2 separate regions of the Homo sapiens genome follow, and region 2 is linked to region 1. The links are chromatin loops, found by intact Hi-C in ENCODE. Cell type or tissue: PC-9. All regions are shown on one strand. Each heading gives the region's core, and the rest is flanking DNA. Links, peaks and the distances in the headings are about the cores only.

What was found. Peaks named below come from ENCODE experiments on the same cell type or tissue, not always from the same donor. Only the 100,000 strongest peaks of a DNase experiment are listed, where the experiment ranks them.
Region 2: it touches region 1 in a loop (6-fold over the local background); 29 of 110 quality-filtered maps call a loop at or near these places.

The regions. Positions count from the first base shown.
Region 1 is chr2:230,904,955-230,913,933 of GRCh38, reverse strand. It overlaps GPR55 (G protein-coupled receptor 55), which reads left to right. Exons shown (of 2, transcript NM_005683.4): 2 at 2,838-6,606. The coding sequence starts at 2,972. The coding sequence ends at 3,931. Among named protein-coding and RNA genes, the nearest start is that of GPR55, 16 kb to the left of the region's middle. RefSeq lists enhancers at 4,988-5,107, 5,118-5,227, 4,283-5,482. In PC-9, for the core only: no CTCF peak of the experiment used is centred there; a DNase peak (open chromatin) is centred at 5,083.
Region 2 is chr2:230,842,707-230,851,685 of GRCh38, reverse strand. No RefSeq gene overlaps it. Among named protein-coding and RNA genes, the nearest start is that of ITM2C, 18 kb to the left of the region's middle. RefSeq lists an enhancer at 7,385-8,010. In PC-9, for the core only: CTCF peaks have their summits at 1,245, 1,447 (motif pointing right), 3,358 and 3,564 (motif pointing left); a DNase peak (open chromatin) is centred at 3,655; H3K4me3 peaks cover 286 bases; H3K27me3 peaks cover 1,052 bases.

The DNA.
Region 1 (8,979 bases), core at 456-8,455:
TTGGATCTCTTTAAACATAAACTTGTATTCATTCTTATCTTTGTGGTTCTTGGTTTTCTGCTGTTTCTGGTCTTGAAGACAACTTCTCCAAGCCAATTCCATCTTCCTCTTTGGTGTTGCAACATTTTACATTTAGACTTGAACTGGGCTTTGACCTGCTTTTCTCATCATTTTTGAAATTTGCCTTGTGAGTTCCAAGCTATTCCAGTAATTTTTTGAGCTAGGCCTGTGGCCATTTCAGCATGTTTAGTGAGGAGGCGGCCACCCCACCTTGCAGATTCTGAGCATCCTGAGTAGGACCAGTTACTCCTACACACCCCTAGGAGGCACCATCCCCACAGACCACAGGACACCAAGGCTTTGAATAAGAGGAAGTATTTTTTCCTAGATCTCTCATTACATAAATCTGTGAGAAAAGTTAACACATTGGAAACCATAGAATCTTTGGAAAGCCACCAAATCAAGTAATGTATGTTAAATGTTTAGTGCGTAGTGCTCAATGGATGATATATATATGAACCTATAAACATCTATCTATATATATCGATTTTCTTTTTCATTAGAGATCAGAGAGGGCTTGGGAATGGTATTACATATAAGATCTTAAAACACACCCCAATTTTTTCCTCCCACGGGCGCCCAATAGTGATGAGAAACAATAGCAGAATGAGAATTCTGTTAGCAATAGCTGCACAGCAAAGAAATAAGTCATAGGAATGCTTATTGTGGAATTCATTGTTTCCTGGTAAAATACTGGAAACCTAAATGTTTATGAATAAGCTACTGGCTAAATGAGTTTTGGTATACCTACACAATGGGAGGCAAACAAGCCATTCATATATGCTGATATAGACCAATGTCCAAGAAACATTGATGAGCGAAAAAGCAAGGGACAGGGGCTCTAGGTATATTATTTCCAAATTTTAAAGAAGTCATACATGTATATGTATGCATGCATATATTTGCATATATGTATCTACTTAGAAAATGTCTGGGAGGAATATGCAAGAAGCTGTAAGCCATGCTGCCTTTGAAAAGGACAGTTGAGGCCTTAGGGTACAAGGAGGCTGACTTTCCTACGCTTGTTCTTTTGTTCTCTTCGAATATCTTATTGAGCGCCTGGAATACTTTTAAAATTAATAAAAAGCTATGAAAAATAATAACAGAAGCTTTAATTAATAACAGAAGTTTTAGGAACAGGTGCGGGGCCTCCCGCCTGTAATCCCAGCACTTTGGGAGGCCGAGGTGGGTGGATCACCTGAGGTCAGGAGTTCAAGACCAGCCTGGTCAACATGGTGAAAACTGATCTCTACTAAAAATACAAAAAATTAGCCAGGGGTGGTGAGCGTGGTGGTGCATGCCTGTAATCCCAGCTATGAAGGAGACTGAGGCAGGAGAATCGCTTGAACTGGGGAGGCAGAGGTTGCAGTGAGCCAAGATTGTGCCACTGCACTCCAGCCTGGGTGACAGAGTGAGACTCCATCTCAAAAACAATAAAAATAAAAATAAAAATAAATAGCTGCAGTGGTCACTAGTATGGGATTCTCTGGTGGGAGTCCATGCTGATGTCTCCTCCCTGATACATCGATATCTTGGGATCTCAGCACCTGCTAGCCAGGAAGTCATGGGAGGTGGGAGAGGCACAGGAAGGTGGGTCTCACGGCAGGACCTGGCCGCACTTGCTCACCCAGCTGCTTTCTGCCGAAGTGGTTAAGGAAGATGCCAGGCATAAATGTCCTTTCCATGCCATGCCCCTGTGCTCTAGTGAATGTGGCACATTCCATGTCTAAGGCCAGTCCAAGTCAAGTACACCAGCAGCATGGCCTCACATGTGGGGAGAGGGAAGAGTGGGTGAGAAAGGAGGGAGCAGGGAGGTGGGCAGAGGCGGGCAAGTGGGGAGAGGGTGGAAGTTGGGTCGTATTTGAGTCCTTCTAGCAACCTGGTTCTGGATGCCTGGATTGAACACTTGGTTTTTTCCTGCTCCAGGGCTACATACCTTGATGCAGAACCCCACAATGGCACTCACCCCCTCACCCCAAATTGACCAGGCTCGGACCACACCCCTGTGCAACCACACCTGCAGCCTTGGTCCTCCCGTCCCTGAGGCCACTTCTAATTTTCTGCCCGACAAAAGGCCTTTCCTTGCCCTGTGGAGACCTCAGGGCCCCGCTCCATTCCTTCTGGGAATGCCATTTCTCCCATATCTCTCCATTTTCTGTCTGGTTTTCTCTTTGGGGTACAAGAGGCTGCAGCAGCTGCAGACCTTATATCTTGGCAACTATGAATCCCTGACAAGGGACTCCAACCCTCTGCCTGGAAACCCAAGCAAAAGTTGTGTTGATTATCATGGCTTCTTGGAGAGTCAAATATCTGTCCCTGAACCAATGAACTAACCAGCTACTGTGTCCAGGGGAATGCAACGCTCTGGTGTCAATCATCCCTGGTTGCAGGTTGACTGTGTCCAACCATCAGGAAAGTGGGTGGGAGGAGGACAAAGGAGACAAAAGGAGCTGAGTCCTGGAAACAGCATTTGAATCCCTGATCCAGCTGCTCCTGAAGTCAGCCCTACCCTAGTTTTCATGTTTTCCATTATGTGAAACTGTCTCTTTGCTTCAGCCTGTTTGGGTCTGGGTATGTGCTGTTACTTCTTTCAACAAAAGGAGTTCTGATTTAAAAGACAGATGTCCATGCACAGCAGGTTCTATATTTGTCAAAGAAAAATGTGTGTATGGTAGAAAGAGAGTGAGAAAGCGAGTCTGGAATGATATACACAAAAAGTAACAGTGGTTGCATCTGGGCAGCAGGATTAAAGGTAATTTTTCTTTTCTGTGTTCTAGTTGTGATTCAATGGGCATGAATTGCTGTGTGATGCTGGGGAGGTGTTTGTGATTCTTGACAAAGTCATTTGAATCCATCACTTCAAGAGAGTGAAAGGAGCCCCGTCTGATCTGTTGGTGTTGTAGGAAGAAACATGAGTCAGCAAAACACCAGTGGGGACTGCCTGTTTGACGGTGTCAACGAGCTGATGAAAACCCTACAGTTTGCAGTCCACATCCCCACCTTCGTCCTGGGCCTGCTCCTCAACCTGCTGGCCATCCATGGCTTCAGCACCTTCCTTAAGAACAGGTGGCCCGATTATGCTGCCACCTCCATCTACATGATCAACCTGGCAGTCTTTGACCTGCTGCTGGTGCTCTCCCTCCCATTCAAGATGGTCCTGTCCCAGGTACAGTCCCCCTTCCCGTCCCTGTGCACCCTGGTGGAGTGCCTTTACTTCGTCAGCATGTACGGAAGCGTCTTCACCATCTGCTTCATCAGCATGGACCGGTTCTTGGCCATCCGTTACCCGCTACTGGTGAGCCACCTCCGGTCCCCCAGGAAGATCTTTGGGATCTGCTGCACCATCTGGGTCCTGGTGTGGACCGGAAGCATCCCTATCTACAGTTTCCATGGGAAAGTGGAAAAATACATGTGCTTCCACAACATGTCTGATGATACCTGGAGCGCCAAGGTCTTCTTCCCGCTGGAGGTGTTTGGCTTCCTCCTTCCCATGGGCATCATGGGCTTCTGCTGCTCCAGGAGCATCCACATCCTGCTGGGCCGCCGAGACCACACCCAGGACTGGGTGCAGCAGAAAGCCTGCATCTACAGCATCGCAGCCAGCCTGGCTGTCTTCGTGGTCTCCTTCCTCCCAGTCCACCTGGGGTTCTTCCTGCAGTTCCTGGTGAGAAACAGCTTTATCGTAGAGTGCAGAGCCAAGCAGAGCATCAGCTTCTTCTTGCAATTGTCCATGTGTTTCTCCAACGTCAACTGCTGCCTGGATGTTTTCTGCTACTACTTTGTCATCAAAGAATTCCGCATGAACATCAGGGCCCACCGGCCTTCCAGGGTCCAGCTGGTCCTGCAGGACACCACGATCTCCCGGGGCTAACGGAAGGACATCCTGTTCAGGGGAAGAAAGCCCTGGCCCTGAATTCTGGTAACGGATATCGCGTTCCAGGGTTTTGATGTGGTGGGATGATCCGCACCATCTTCACTGATGTGCTTCCCTTTGATGCCCATTGAGTGCCAGCTTTGCTCATTATACCCCAAAGACCTTTTTTCCACTGCCCAGACAGCTTATACCACCCAGTGTTCAGGGATCTCTGAAGAACCCACAGACCAGGTGAATTACTGATTTCTAAGTCCAAAAACTATAGAGCAGAAGAATTGAGAAAGAGAATGAGACCATGTCAACAAGGCTGTTTCCAACTCTCCCCATTTTCCTGTTCGACTGGGAGGTTCTGGAAAGAAAGAGAGAGAGAGAAAAGAGGTAAAGGAGGGAGCCAAGAGAGTCAGTTATTGGGGAGAGTGTCTTGGGCAGAGGTGGGGTGGTAGGGATGAGTGAAGTCCCTTTTTAGTTTGGGTGTCCCAGAACAGAGCAGACTTGCATTTTCCAGTCCCTTCTGGAACTGTGTTGCCAAAAGCCTCACTGAGATGACAGCAAGAAGGGGTGGTGTTGGGGCTGGGCAAGTAGCATGGATCACCCCAAGTTTCCAGTGAGCCTCAGAAAGGTGAAGGAAGCCAGCCACACCTTTCCGTGCCCGTGAGAAGACTGCAAAATGACTGAGTGGGGTGTTGATGACATCCAAGAGCCATGAGGGGGGAGAGGAAAGGACACTTCTGGGGAAGGAAGAAGACAGGCCCAGGGCTGGAAGCACACAGCCCCTCCCCTATCACCATCAGGGTGTCCACAGCACGGAGTGTTGGTGCTGGCCCAGGGTGAAGAGAGACAGTGAGAGACGGCCTGGGAGCGGGGAGACCCCGACCTGCTTTCTATCTTAAACAGACTGGGAAGTTGCTCATTACAGCTAGCTTCCTTGAAAACAATGGCAAAGAATCAGGCCTGCCTTGGTTCCACCATAGGAGGGTGGAGGAGGTGCTGTCTTACTCACCTGCATCCTGGCTGGGCAGCTGGCACCCGTGGCACTGCCCATGGAGCCGTCCCTCCCTGGCAGCTGGGAGGGAGATGAGGCAGCTAGGCACAAGGGTGTGGCCTTGAGAAAGAAGGCAAGGGGGGGTCCCTGCTGGTCCCAGGAAACTGTAAACAATTGAGTCACGCCTGGATGGCTTCTCAACGGATCTGGAGGAGGAGTGCAAGTGACAGCGGAAGCCTCCCAATGACTCAGCTGCTCCGGAGAGTGAAATGATGAGAAGGATCCATTGTGGGGTGGTTTTGCATGACAGAGCGAGTGGGATGAGGAGTAACTGATGAGACTTCATGTGAGCAAGGTCTTCAGGAGGAAAAGCAACTGAGGTCTACTTGTAGGATCTGGGCTCAGTGGGGGCTGAAGGGCTTGGGAGGGGTGGTGACCTGAGGGGAAGAAGAGAAGCATTTGGATAAACCTGGACCTGTGGGGAGGAGGAGGAGGAAGAGGAAGAGGAAAAGGAGGGGAAGCTGAGCCGTGGCCCTAGGCTTGAAGCCTGCAGGGAGTGCAGGGTGGGTGGGGAACCTGGCTGAGCTGCTTCCTGCCTGAGAGCTTTCCCAGCTGGCCTAAGAGCCATGGACGGACAGGAGTCGCCTTCTCAGGAGCAGCTCCCGCTGTTGCTGTGTTCAAGTGGCACCCTGTACACCTCCTCCTAGGTGGATGGAGGGAAGGGTGAGGAAGAGAGCGTCAATGAAGGGGTGGAAGTGGATGTGGAGGAGTGACCAGACCAGACCAGACCAGACCAGAGGGATCGGAGGCTCAGGCCCCCTGAGCTGGGCCTCTAAGAACCACAGCCACAGAGTCAGGCTCTGCAGACCCAGAGGTAAGGCTGCCTGGCTGCCCCAAACCCCAGACACTCCTCTCCTTGCCTGCAGGCTGCCCTCTCCCATGGCCACCCTAGACAGAGACCCACCCGTGATACTCTGAGGGAGCCAGACTTTCACATGCAACGGGGCATTTGGGGCTGGTTCGGGTCAGTGTCTACGGGTGGTGGATTTAGTGACCACCCTCCTCCCACTTCTTTCTCTGCACGAGGAGTTGGGAGCCTGCCTGGTGGAGTTGAGTGATGCCCGTCATGTGCACTTGGGTCTACCAATGTGCTTAAGGCCAGATGGGCTTCCTAAGAGACAAGGGTGGGTGGACCTAACCAACTATCATCCCCAGCGATGTTCAAACATAAAATCTTATCTATGTGCAGCATGACTCTCTCCAGGTGACAGAAAGGGCTCTAGACAGCTGAGAGGACCTGATCATGTAGGGAGGGACGGGGAGGGGAGCCAGGACCCAGGAGCTGCATGGCTGTAAGAGGAAGGTCCTTGGAGGGTATCAGCAGTCTCAGTGTGATGTGACAACTATGGACCTGTGGGTGTGCCCTGGGGACCCCTGACCCATCCCAAAACACTGTGGAAAGAAGGGCCTCTTCTCCGTGGGGACCCGTGTCTGTGGGAGCGGGCACAGGTCCATGCTGCAGGCCACTACGGCTGCTCGGCAGGAGGGCCGAGAGTTTGGACCCACATAGCTGCAACCCAAGCTGGCCCATAATCAGCAGTGGGGCCCAGCAGCACAGGAGGGGCGGACGGTTAGCTTTGGAAAAAATGACTTGATTAATCTGATTCGCCAAATAAATAGATTCATGTGATGCCTTGTGACCTTGTCTTGGACTAAGCTTACTGGACCCGGAGAAGAGCAGGCCCCAGATGGCCCCTGCCAGGTCACCCAACAATCTTGGTCTCTTCAGCAGCCACCTGGCCACCAAGTGTGGGGCTGCAGGGAGTGGCCCTCCCTGCTCAGGAGCACAGCTGGGCCTGTCCAGGTGACCAGGAGCCAGACCCTTTGGGGTCTAGTTTCCACTCCCCCACATCCACACGGGTGCTTGGTTCTCTGTGGTAGCAGCCAGGCTACACAGACCCCGCATACTCGGCTGCAGTCGACCCCACCCTGCCCTTGCCACCTTGTCCCACCACCACCTTGTCGCACTGCCACCGTGACACTGCAGCTGCTTCTACAGGCCCTGGCTTCTCTGCATACACAGGGGTGGGGGGCCCAGTATGAGAAACCTGCTGACCGACTGAGGGGCTGAAGAACTGAGGGGCTGAAGACACAGGGCCAGTCTCTAGAGGTCCTCCTCGGTGGCCCTTCCCTCCCTTCTCTGACCTCCTGTGGTGGGAATCCGACTTTCCAAGGGTGGATTCTCCTAGGTTCTTTTCCGCACTTCACAGTGAATTTTGCTAGCCTTTGGAGAGCTCCCAGAAGCTGTGCCCTGCTAGGCTCTGGCCTGGGCCACTCTCTGTCCTGAGTTCCCCACAATCCCGAGCGCAGCTGATCATGGCGTGGGTGCTGAGGGCCAAGGGGGACATCTTTGCTCCATCTAACCATCTCCTACTAATCTAGGAGCCACCCCCCATGTAGGCCACGTCCCCTAGGGATAGTGACCACCTCCGCTTGGCCCCAGGGAGGATTTGACTTGGAGAATGTCAGTTCACAAGGTGCATTTGTCAACTATATTCCTCTTGAGTTACCTCTCTGGGGACCCTCGGAAGCTGAAAGTCATGATACTAATACTATGTAATTGCCACAGGATACCAAAGACCTCTGGAAGCGTAAGATAACACCCTTGTAGCAAGACCACAAAGGGATGGAGATTGCAAAGGTGCTTGAAATGACTGAGGCCTGATAACAGTTGTAGAGATTCCTAGAGGTTAAAAAGGATTCAGTTAATAGACCAGTGCGGAAAGAAATTGGGCAGAGCCACTGTGTGGGTGTGAGGAGAGGCTGGCGTGCAGAACAGTCAAGAGGCAAGGGTGGGGACATCCCCATAGCAGGAGGAGCTGTGTGGGGATGCCCACGCCAGACCACCCTTCAACTGTCCTCAAGAGTCAGTTGTACTGTGGACAGCGACTTTCCAGGGCCAAATAAAGGCTGGCAGGGACCACTTGACAACCTTACCACTGCGGGGGGACAGAGGACTCAAAGACATGCCAAAGGTGCCTTTTCTGGGTGAGCACTCCCCTGAAACTACCATCACAGGCCCCACTGGCTTTTTCCACCCAGAGCTGGCTTCTCTAGTGAGCCGAGGGCACAGAGCCATGAACAGCCATTTGAGGGGGTGTGGATAGCAGGTCAAGAGGGACTCCAGGAGCTTGAAGTGGAAGGACAAAACAGACGTCCCTCTGCCCCACTGCAGGCCTGAGCGCTCCCTCCCAGGCCAGGAGCCTGCAAGATATGACCTCCTTGCAAAGCTGTTGCAGAAAAGGCCACATGGTGCCTCAACCATGAGTCACGACAGAAACGTGGCCCTTTGTGCTTTGAAGTCTCGTGAGGTAGGATCAGAAGCACTGTCACTTCAAAGCCAGACGCGGCTCTGGTTCACTTTTGAGGCTTCAGATGACAGCTTTATTCCGGAGGCCCACGCCTGAGTGAGTGTAACAAAGACGCTGCCTGCAGGGGGGACCTGCATCTCCACCGGGGCCAGCACAGTTATGCAAAGGCTGCTTAGGGTGCAGACAGATGTCTCCAAAAAGCCTCTCTTCTCAGTAGGTGGCTTTGGGCTGTGCGTAGTGCAGATGAGAATGCATACACACGTGTGCGTTTCTCGTTCAAGTGGTGTCTCGGAGCGGCTTGCCGGTGGAGGCCACACAGAGTTTAGGAAAGTTGTGCCAGAGTTGACTAGATCTGGCTAAACCCAGATTTTCCAAACAGCCGATTCCCCAAGTCAGTGCCTAGTGCATTTCAGACGGAATGACCCTGACTGGGGAAAACTGATGTCCAATGACCCAGTGATCGCTGTGTGAGCCCCCAGCCAAAGCACAGTTCTGGGAGTGGGTGGAGGGGTTTCCCTGAGGGCAGTGGAGAAGCCTTGAGGCCAGTGGGCCTGGAGTGGTTAAGGAGGGCTCCAGAGGACCGGCTCAGGGTGGGACATGTTTGTGGGGATGGGTCTCCAGACAGCATTAGGTAGGTGGAGAGACCTCTCCCTCCCCAAGATGGGCCACGCGTTGCTGGGCACTGGGCACTG
Region 2 (8,979 bases), core at 258-8,257, 62 kb after region 1:
GTATCCAAATTTCCCCTTTTAATGAGGACATCAGTCATCTTGGAATAGGGCCCACCCTAACGACCTCACCTTAACTAATGATACCTGTAACCACTCTATTTCCAACACATTCTGAGGTACTGGGGATTAGGACTTTAACATACAAATTATTTTTCTTTTTTCTTTTTTTGCGATGAAGTCTCGCTTGGTTGCCCAGGCTGGAGTGCAGTGGCGCGATCTTGGCTCACTGCAACCTCTGCCTCTTGGGTTCAAGCGATTCTCATGCCTCAGCCTCCCGAGTAGCTGGGATTACAGGTGTGCACCACCATGCCTGGCCAATTTTTGTATTTTTAGTAGAGACGGGGTTTCACCATGTTGGCCAAGCTGGTTTCAAACTCCTGACCTCAAGTGATCTGCCTGCCTTGGCCTCTCAAAGTGCTGGGATTACAGGCATGAGCCACCGTGCTCAGCATCAACATATGAATGTGGAGGGGAACACAATTCAGCCCATAACATCTGCCTTGACCATAATTAGACTTTCCTAGGATACCTGCTGTTATCCAGCTCAATGTGCAATCACTGTATATTCTTCCAGGTTTTCTCTACCTACATACGCACACCTACAAAGCTGATTTTGTAAAAAGTGAGATTGTATAATTTTCTGATCTGCTGTTTTTCACCTCAAATTTTCTGATCACCTCCCCATGTCATCCAGGGCAGATTATATATATATTTTTTTCTTTTTTAAAAAAAATTATTATTATACTTTAAGTTTTAGGGTACATGTGCACAATGTTAGTTACGTATGTATACATGTGCCATGCTGGTGTGCTGCACCCATTAACTCGTCATTTAGCATTAGGTATATCTCCTAATGCTATCCCTCCCCCCTCCCCAATATTTTAATGGATGTATAGGGTTCCATCTTTTGCTGCACTGAATTTTATTTGATTGAAAATATTTATGTTTTTCCAAACGTTTGCTTTTGCAAGCAAAGCAGCCTTGAAGATATGTATATGCCCAGTGAGCTTCCTTTCTTCCTAGCCTGCTGTTTTTCTAAGATAAATTGCTACAAGTGGGTTAGCTGGTTTAAATGGCCTGCACCTCGCAAAATATTTGACAAATATTGACAATCTGCTCTTCTAAAAAGCTGTGGCTCTGTACATTCCCGCCATCACAGTACGTTCTCTTCCAAACCTGCCCCTCTCCCAGCCTTCACCATTCCAGCCAGGACAACTCTGTCCCAGCAGCCCAGGCCAAAACTCGAAGCCATCCTCGTCTCCCCTCTTTGTTTCACACCCTACACCGAATCTCTGCGTAAGTCCCCAGGCTATTCCTCCAAAGTCTGTCCAGATGGGACCGTTTCTCCCACCGTGGTCCACGCCATCCTTTCGTTGGGACCATCTCATCTGGTCTCTCACCTGGCGCCTCCACCGCCCCCGCCAAGGCTGTTCTCCCCGCAGCCGCCAGGGGGCGCACTTGAGAACATAAATCAATCCTGCCTAGCCCCTGGCCAAACACCCTCCCCGGCTTCCTCTGTCATTCAGAATTAACCCCAAGCCTGGCCAGGGGGCTCCACACCCTACTCTACCAGGCCCAGGCAGGCGCGCTGGCCTCCCCTCTGCCCTCTCCTCCCCTCTCCTGAACACACCTGCCCCGCTCCTGCATACAGGCTTTGGCCCCTGTAGCCCGGAACATCCTTTCCAGCACCTGTGCGTGGTTGACTGACGTCATCCAGGTCTGGGGGCCCCTCGGCACCCCTGCCTTCCCCGGCCTCCCCATCGAATGGTACCCCCCTCACTCTCTGCCCCTACCGCGTGATTTTTCTTTATAGCACGCATTGCTCGCTAGTGTGTGACGCATTATCTGTTTTGTCGCGCATCCCCGCGTTCCCGCCTTTGTCCCTAGAGTGTGGGCCCCAGGACAGCAGGAGCTTTGCTCAGCGTTTTCACTGCGCATCCGCCCGCGTCTGGGAGCGAGCCCGGCCGTGGGAGATGCGCGGTAGAAACTGGCTGGAGGAAGGGATATCCCAAGTTCTGGGGCCATCTTTTTAGTTAATATTTGCCTGTTTGGAGGGAGAAGAGAGCGTCATGAGTTTTTGGAAGGGGCGGGAGGTTGTTTTGTTTTGTTTCGAGACAGGGTCTCGCTCTGTGGCCCAGGCTGGAGTGCAGTGGTGCAACCTTGGTTCACTGCATCCTCGACCTCCTGGGCTCAACCAATCCTCCCACTCCAGCCTCCTGAATAGCTGGTACTACCGGAGCATGCCACCACGCCTGGCTAATTTTTGTTTGTTTGTTCGTTTTTGTTTTTTGAGACGAAATCTCCCTCCGTCGCCCAGGCTGGGGTGCAGTGGCACGATCTCAGCTCAATGCAACCTGCACCTCCCGAGTTCAAGCGATTCTCCTCCTCAGCCTCCAGGGTAGCTGGGATTACAGGCGCCCACCTCCACCACGTCCAGCTAATTTTTGCATTTTTAGTAGAGACAGGGTTTCACCATGTTGGACAGGCTGCTCTCGAACTCCTGACCTCAAGTGATCTGCCCGCTTCGGCCTCCCAAAGTGCTGGAATTACAGGCATGAGCCACCATCCCTGGCCTTTTTTGTAGAGATGGGGTTTCTCCATGTTGCCCAGGCTGGTCTCGAACTCCTGGTCTCAAGTGATCCTTCCACTTCGGCCTCCCAGAGTGCTAGGATTACAGGCATGAGCTCCTGCACCCGGCCATCATGTTGTTTTAATTTGCACCTCTCTGATTACTGGGAGGTCTGGAATATTTTCCTATGTGTTTATTGGTCAAATAGTTCTTTCTGAATAGTCTGCCTGTGTCCTTTCCCAGTTTTCTATTTGTCTGTTGATCTTCATAAAAAACAGAGAAGACCCCTCTGTATATTAAGAATATTACCTGTGTCCATCAGAAGTCACTGGTATTTTTCCATTTTGACATCTGCCTCTTTATTGCATTCATAGGCTCTTTTGATACATAAATCTATCAAACTTTTCTATTATGGTTTATTCCTTGCTTGTGCACGCAGAAAGTTCCTCTCCTCCTTATATATTCACCAATATTTCCTTCCAGCACTGATAGACACACATAAACAAACATCAAAATTGTTGGTCATCACTACTTTTTTTTTTTTTTTAATGATCTTGACTATTGCAATGTGTTGGCTTTTCAAGACAAATTTTAGAATGGTTTGCTACTTGTTTGCAAAAACCTGTTGGGATTTAAATTGGATTTGCTTTAATTTTGGGGAGAATCAGCATTTTCATAATCTTCCCATCCAAGAATGTGGTTTGTCTCTCCATTTACTTTAAGCTTTATGGTCCGTAGTAAAGCTTTGTGCCTTTCTTTAGGTAGATTATAAATTTCTTCCTAGGAATTCTGTATTTGTAGTTGCTGCGAAGGGAATGTTTTTGCAGCCAGCCTTCTTCCTGGGAACTCCGTCGCGGGCCGGACCTCTCTTCCCGCGGTTGGGAGAACCTGCAGAGGGCAAGAGGCACGTTCGCGGACCGCAGGCCTGGAGGTGGTGGCGCCTAGCTGAGGGCCCTTGAGGCCTCCGGGAGTCCCCGCCGGGCCTCGCTCGGGGCGAAGACCTCGAGAGAAACTGGGTTCCGGCGGCGCCCCCTTGTGGCAGTCTGCAGGGCCGCGCTTCTGCTACTGTTGAGTTCCACCCCGAACTCCCCTCCTCCGCCTTCCTTCCCGGCTACAAGTTTGAGTCACCGCCCAGAAGGAAGGCAAATGATTTTTAACCACTTTAGACTCAGAAAAAGACAAATACAGTTTGGAAGGTGAATATGAAAAAGTCACTTGAGGCCGGGCGCGGTGGCTCAGCACTCTGGGAGGTAATCCCGGCACTTTGGGAGGCTGAGGCGGGTGGATCACTTGAGGTCAGCAGTTCGAGACCAGCTTGGCCAACATGGTGAAACCTCGTCTCCACTAAAAATACAAAAATTAGCCGGGTATGGTGGTGCATGCCTGTAATCCCGGCTACTCAGGAGGCTGAGGTGAGAGGGTCACTCAAACCTGGGAGGCAGAGGTTGCAATGAGCTGAGATCTCACCACTGCGCTCCAGCCTGGGTGGCGGAGTAAGACCCTGTCTCAAAAAAAAAAAAAAAAGTCACCTGAAAGTCACACTTACTCTTAAAAGTGCAGCAGCGTCTTATTCATTCATTCAATGCCTATTGATTGAGCGAGGTGTCTCATGCACCAGGCTGTGGGGATTCAGGCTTGAACCAAGATAGACAAGGGCCCTACTATTCCCTTTCGTCTATGTTCTAAAGAAAGGAGACAGGCAATAAGCAAGTAAATAAGTGTGATTATTTCCAAGAGTAAGTGCTTTGAAGAAAATAAAACAGTGACGTAAGAGGAATGAAGGGTGGGGGGTGGCCAGCATTGGCTAGGGTAGTCAGGGTGGGCTTTTCTGGGGAGGCATCGTTGAAGTGATGAGCTGATGAACAGGAGTCAGCCGGGGCAAGACGGGTCTACTAGAGATCACCCACTCTTGTCAAATCCAGAGTCTATTTGTTGTAGAAGTGGAAACTCAATCAGGAAAAACTGTAGCACATGCATCTGGTTACCTTGTCTGTTCTTTCATATTCATGTTTCACAACGCAGTTGTGTTTCACCCACAAGATTAAAGTTCAGGTTCATCCACAGGGATAAGGGCATGTGGGTCCCCCTAGCAGTTTGTACTTGTTTAGGGAGTGTGGACCTCTTTGGCCTGGGTATGGGAGGCATTTCTTTTTAGAACTTGAGCTGTCTTTTGGGCTATGCTTAAGGACATTTTTTCATCTGTAATTATTGTTGTCAATAAAAAAGTTAAGTCTAGGAATTGGTGACAGTTTAATGGGCTAAATTGTACCCCTATCCTCAATTCATATGTTGAAGTCTTAATCTCCAATACCTCAGAATGGGACTGTATTTGGAGATAGGGTCTTTAAAGAGGTAATTAAATTAAAATGAGGTCATTAGAGTGGGTCCTAATCCAGTGCTGGCCACCCCCCCGCCCCCTTCATTCCTTTTACATCACTGTCCTTATAAGAAGAGGAGATTCGGACACAGACACACACAAAAGGGGGACCACGAGACCCCTTGGGAGAAGATGGCATCTACAAGCCAGGGAGAGAGGCCTCTGGAGAAACCAACCCTGCAGACACCTTGGTCTTGGACTTCCAGCCACCCAGTCCGCGGTACTTTGTTACGGCAACCTTAGCAAACTAACACACTTAGATAATGTGATCCTTAGAATGAAATTAAGAAAAATCAAAGTATAATGGTTGAAAGGAATGACCCACTCTAAGACATTATTTGTAAATAGGCCTTAGGCAAGCTGAGGCCTAACTAGTCATGCTGTACCTGGTGTGAGGAAAGAATGTGTTCAGAGGAGGTAGAACAGGGAGCTCAAAGGATAGGGACTTGAAAGCTTTCAAAAACTCATTCATTTAACCAACAGTGTAATAAGCACCAGCTGCTTGCTAAGGGGTGGAGGTGAATCAAGCCCAAGGAAGGGACACATGAAGTTCAGAGCGAACTAAACAACAAATCGAGTCTGCAGGTCTGGGGAAAGTCATTGCGTATTTCCATCATCTGCTGAAATAGTCCTTGAGACACCCCCTCCACTGTGCTGCCTGCTGCCCTGTCGGATGCCTACTAGACAACCTTTTGGTTTCTAATTTCGCTTGACTTAGGAGAAGGGTGTTCACCACCCACCTGAAGTTTCATTTAATGAGCACCTACTGTGTGCCAGGCACTGGAAATAACAGTGAGGGATTGACCGGGTCCCTGCTTTTAGGGAGGCTTTATATTCTGGGATATAGAGAGAAGTGGGTGGAGTTGCACTATGTTTGTAAATAGAGTCAGAAGAACATGGAGAAGAATTGGATGTGAGGGGAGGTAGGAAGGAAAGAGAGGACTCCAGGATGACTCCCAGGCTTTTGGTCTAAAGAACAGGGTAGATGGTTGTGAAATGGAAGCCCGTGGAGAGGGGAATGGGGGAGAATTATCTCAGTTGTGTTGGGTTTGAGATGTCCTTTAAGCATCCAGGAGACATTAAGTAGCAGTTTGATACGTGGATCCTGGGAGGAGGCTGGGCTGGAGATACAGATTTGGGATTCAGCTTACAGGGAATTGAAAGTCATGAGGCTGAATGAGAATACCTGGGAATAACCCATAGAAGGAGCAGCCAAAGGCCAGGATGAAGCCTTGGGGCTTGTGCACATTTAGAGGTTGAGCAGAAGAGGGGAAGAAACCAGCACGGTGACGAGGAGGCCTCCTTCTATCAGGAATGTGTGGTGCACAGAAGCCAAGGGAGGATCATGCTCTAACAGGGAAGGTGTAGTCAACTGTGTCACATGCTGCAGAGAAGCAGGGTAAGACGAAGACAGAGACTGGAAGTCTTGGGTGTCCTGCCTGGCAGCCACAGGGAGAGATCCGTGGGGATGGTGCCACTCTGCACTGCAAACTGATCACCTTGTGAGATTCCCTAGTATCAGTGAGTCCCTGGTCACTGGGATTCCTGCTCAAGAAGTGGGGAATGTTTCTGGGTGTCTGTCTAGACAGCCCCCCACCTGCCAGTGCCAGTAGACATATCCAGAGACCAAAGTACATTGTTAAGGTATTTTCTGTCTTTTAATAACTAAATTATCTTCTCAGACATGAATGGGAAGGTATAAAACACCATTAAAGATTGGGATGGGGGCCTATGAGCAAACCTTACCTGTAGTCTTTCCAGGATGAACCACATAGTCGTTAAGGTAAATACAGAAGGAATAAATAGATAAAGATATGCCTGGATGGTAGGATGGCTGGCTGGATACAGAGTTTCACAACCTTGGGACCATTGTTATTTTAGGCTGAAAAACTCAGTTGTATGGGCTGTCCTCTGCATTAGTAACATCCCTGGTCTCCAACTACTGGATGCCAGAAGCATCCTGCTCCTCACCACCAATTGTGATAACCAAAGAATATCTATCTCTAGGCATTGCTGGAAGTTCCTTGCAAAATTGCCCCTGGTTGATAGATGTTTGGATGGCCACATGGATGGCTGAATGAATGGCTGGCTGGCTGGCTGGCTGGATGGATGGATGGATGGGTGAGGATGACAAAGGCAATAGTGTGGGGAAAAGCAAGAGAGATCAGATTGTTACTGTGTCTGTGTAGAAAGAAGTAGACATAGGAGACTCCATTTTGTTATGTACTAAGAAAAATTCTTCTGCCTTGAGATTCTGTGACCTTACCCCCAACCCCGTGCTCTCTGAAACATGTGCTGTGTCAACTCAGAGTTGAATGGATTAAGGGCGGTGCAAGATGTGCTTTGTTAAACAGATGCTTGAAGGCAGCATGCTCATTAAGAGTCATCACCACTCCCTAATCTCAAGTACCCAGGGACACAAAAACTGCGGAAGGCCGCAGGGACCTCTGCCTAGGAAAGCCAGGTATTGTCCAAGGTTTCTCCCCATGTGATAGTCTGAAATATGGCCTCGTGGGAAGGGAAAGACCTGACCGTCCCCCAGCCCGACACCCGTAAAGGGTCTGTGCTGAGGAGGATTAGTATAAGAGGAAGGCATGCCTCTTGCAGTTGAGACAAGAGGAAGGCGTCTGTCTCCTGCCCGTCCCTGGGCAATGGAATGTCTCGGTATAAAACCCGATTGTATGTTCCATCTACTGAGATAGGGAAAAACCGCCTTAGGGCTGGAGGTGGCACCTGCGGGCAGCAATACTGCTTTGTAAAGCATTGAGATGTTTATGTGTATGCATATCTAAAAGCACAGCACTTAATCCTTTACCTTGTCTATGATGCAAAGACCTTTGTTCACGTGTTTGTCTGCTGACCCTCTCCCCACAATTGTCTTGTGACCCTGACACATCCCCTTCTCGGAGAAACACCCACGAATGATCAATAAATACTAAGGGAACTCAGAGGCTGGCGGGATCCTCCATATGCTGAACGCTGGTCCCCCGGGTCCCCTTATTTCTTTCTCTATACTTTGTCTGTGTCTTTTTCTTTCCTAAGTCTCTCGTTCCACCTTACGAGAAACACCCACAGGTGTGGAGGGGCAACCCACCCCTACACAATAGAAACTAGAGACCCTCCAAGGGAAGGAGGAAGAAACCTGGGAGGTAGAATACAGTCTGCTTAGCCACCAGGGACCCTCTGCTCCTGGCAGTTCTTCAGTGCTAAACCTTTATATATTAATTGACTTGGTTACTTAGGAGATTGGACAGGGACAGGTATCTGGAAAGGAGGGTTGAGGAGTCCAGAATAATTAGTGGGTGGGAACAGGGTAGGCACAGAAAATCTACTCATGCTTTCCTCTCAGCAGCTAGGACAGAACTGTTGTGAACAAAGTCTACCAGGAAATGACTTAAGATGATTCGGTTTCCCAGCATAAAACTGGGCGGACATGGTGAGGAAGGCGGTTCCCCTGAGGTATCTATAGTTATTCATATATCTATACCTATGTCATCTTGGAAGATAGAGATCTAGATCTATATTAAAAGCAGCAGCCGCTAACATGTATTGAGCATTTACTACTTTCAATACAGGCATAGTGCTAAGCACTTTATGTCCATTACTTAATTTCTCCCATCTCTATGAGGTAGTTATTACTACCATTACTATTGTCCCCATTTTATAGACCTGGAAACTGAGGCATTTAATTTTCGCAAAGTCACCAAGCTGCTAAGCGGTAGAACAAGGATTTGAACCCAAGCAGGCCACCTCCAGAATCTGTACTGTCTACCATCAGCATCTTTAATGATTTGTCTGTTCTGCTGTCTATATTCTCAACCTCATCTCCTTTAGTGACTTGGAGCCTTTAAAACAGCAATGCCTGTTACTGATTGCTAGGGGTTCAGCCTAGGTCCCGCTGCTTGCCACACAGAAAGCCAGTCGCTGAGACAGTGAGTATTGCCAAGGAAAATGGCTTTATTACAGGTGACGTCAGCTGGAGAGATGGGAGGCAAGCCTCAAATATGTCTTTCTCTCGCCAACTAAAGTTAGG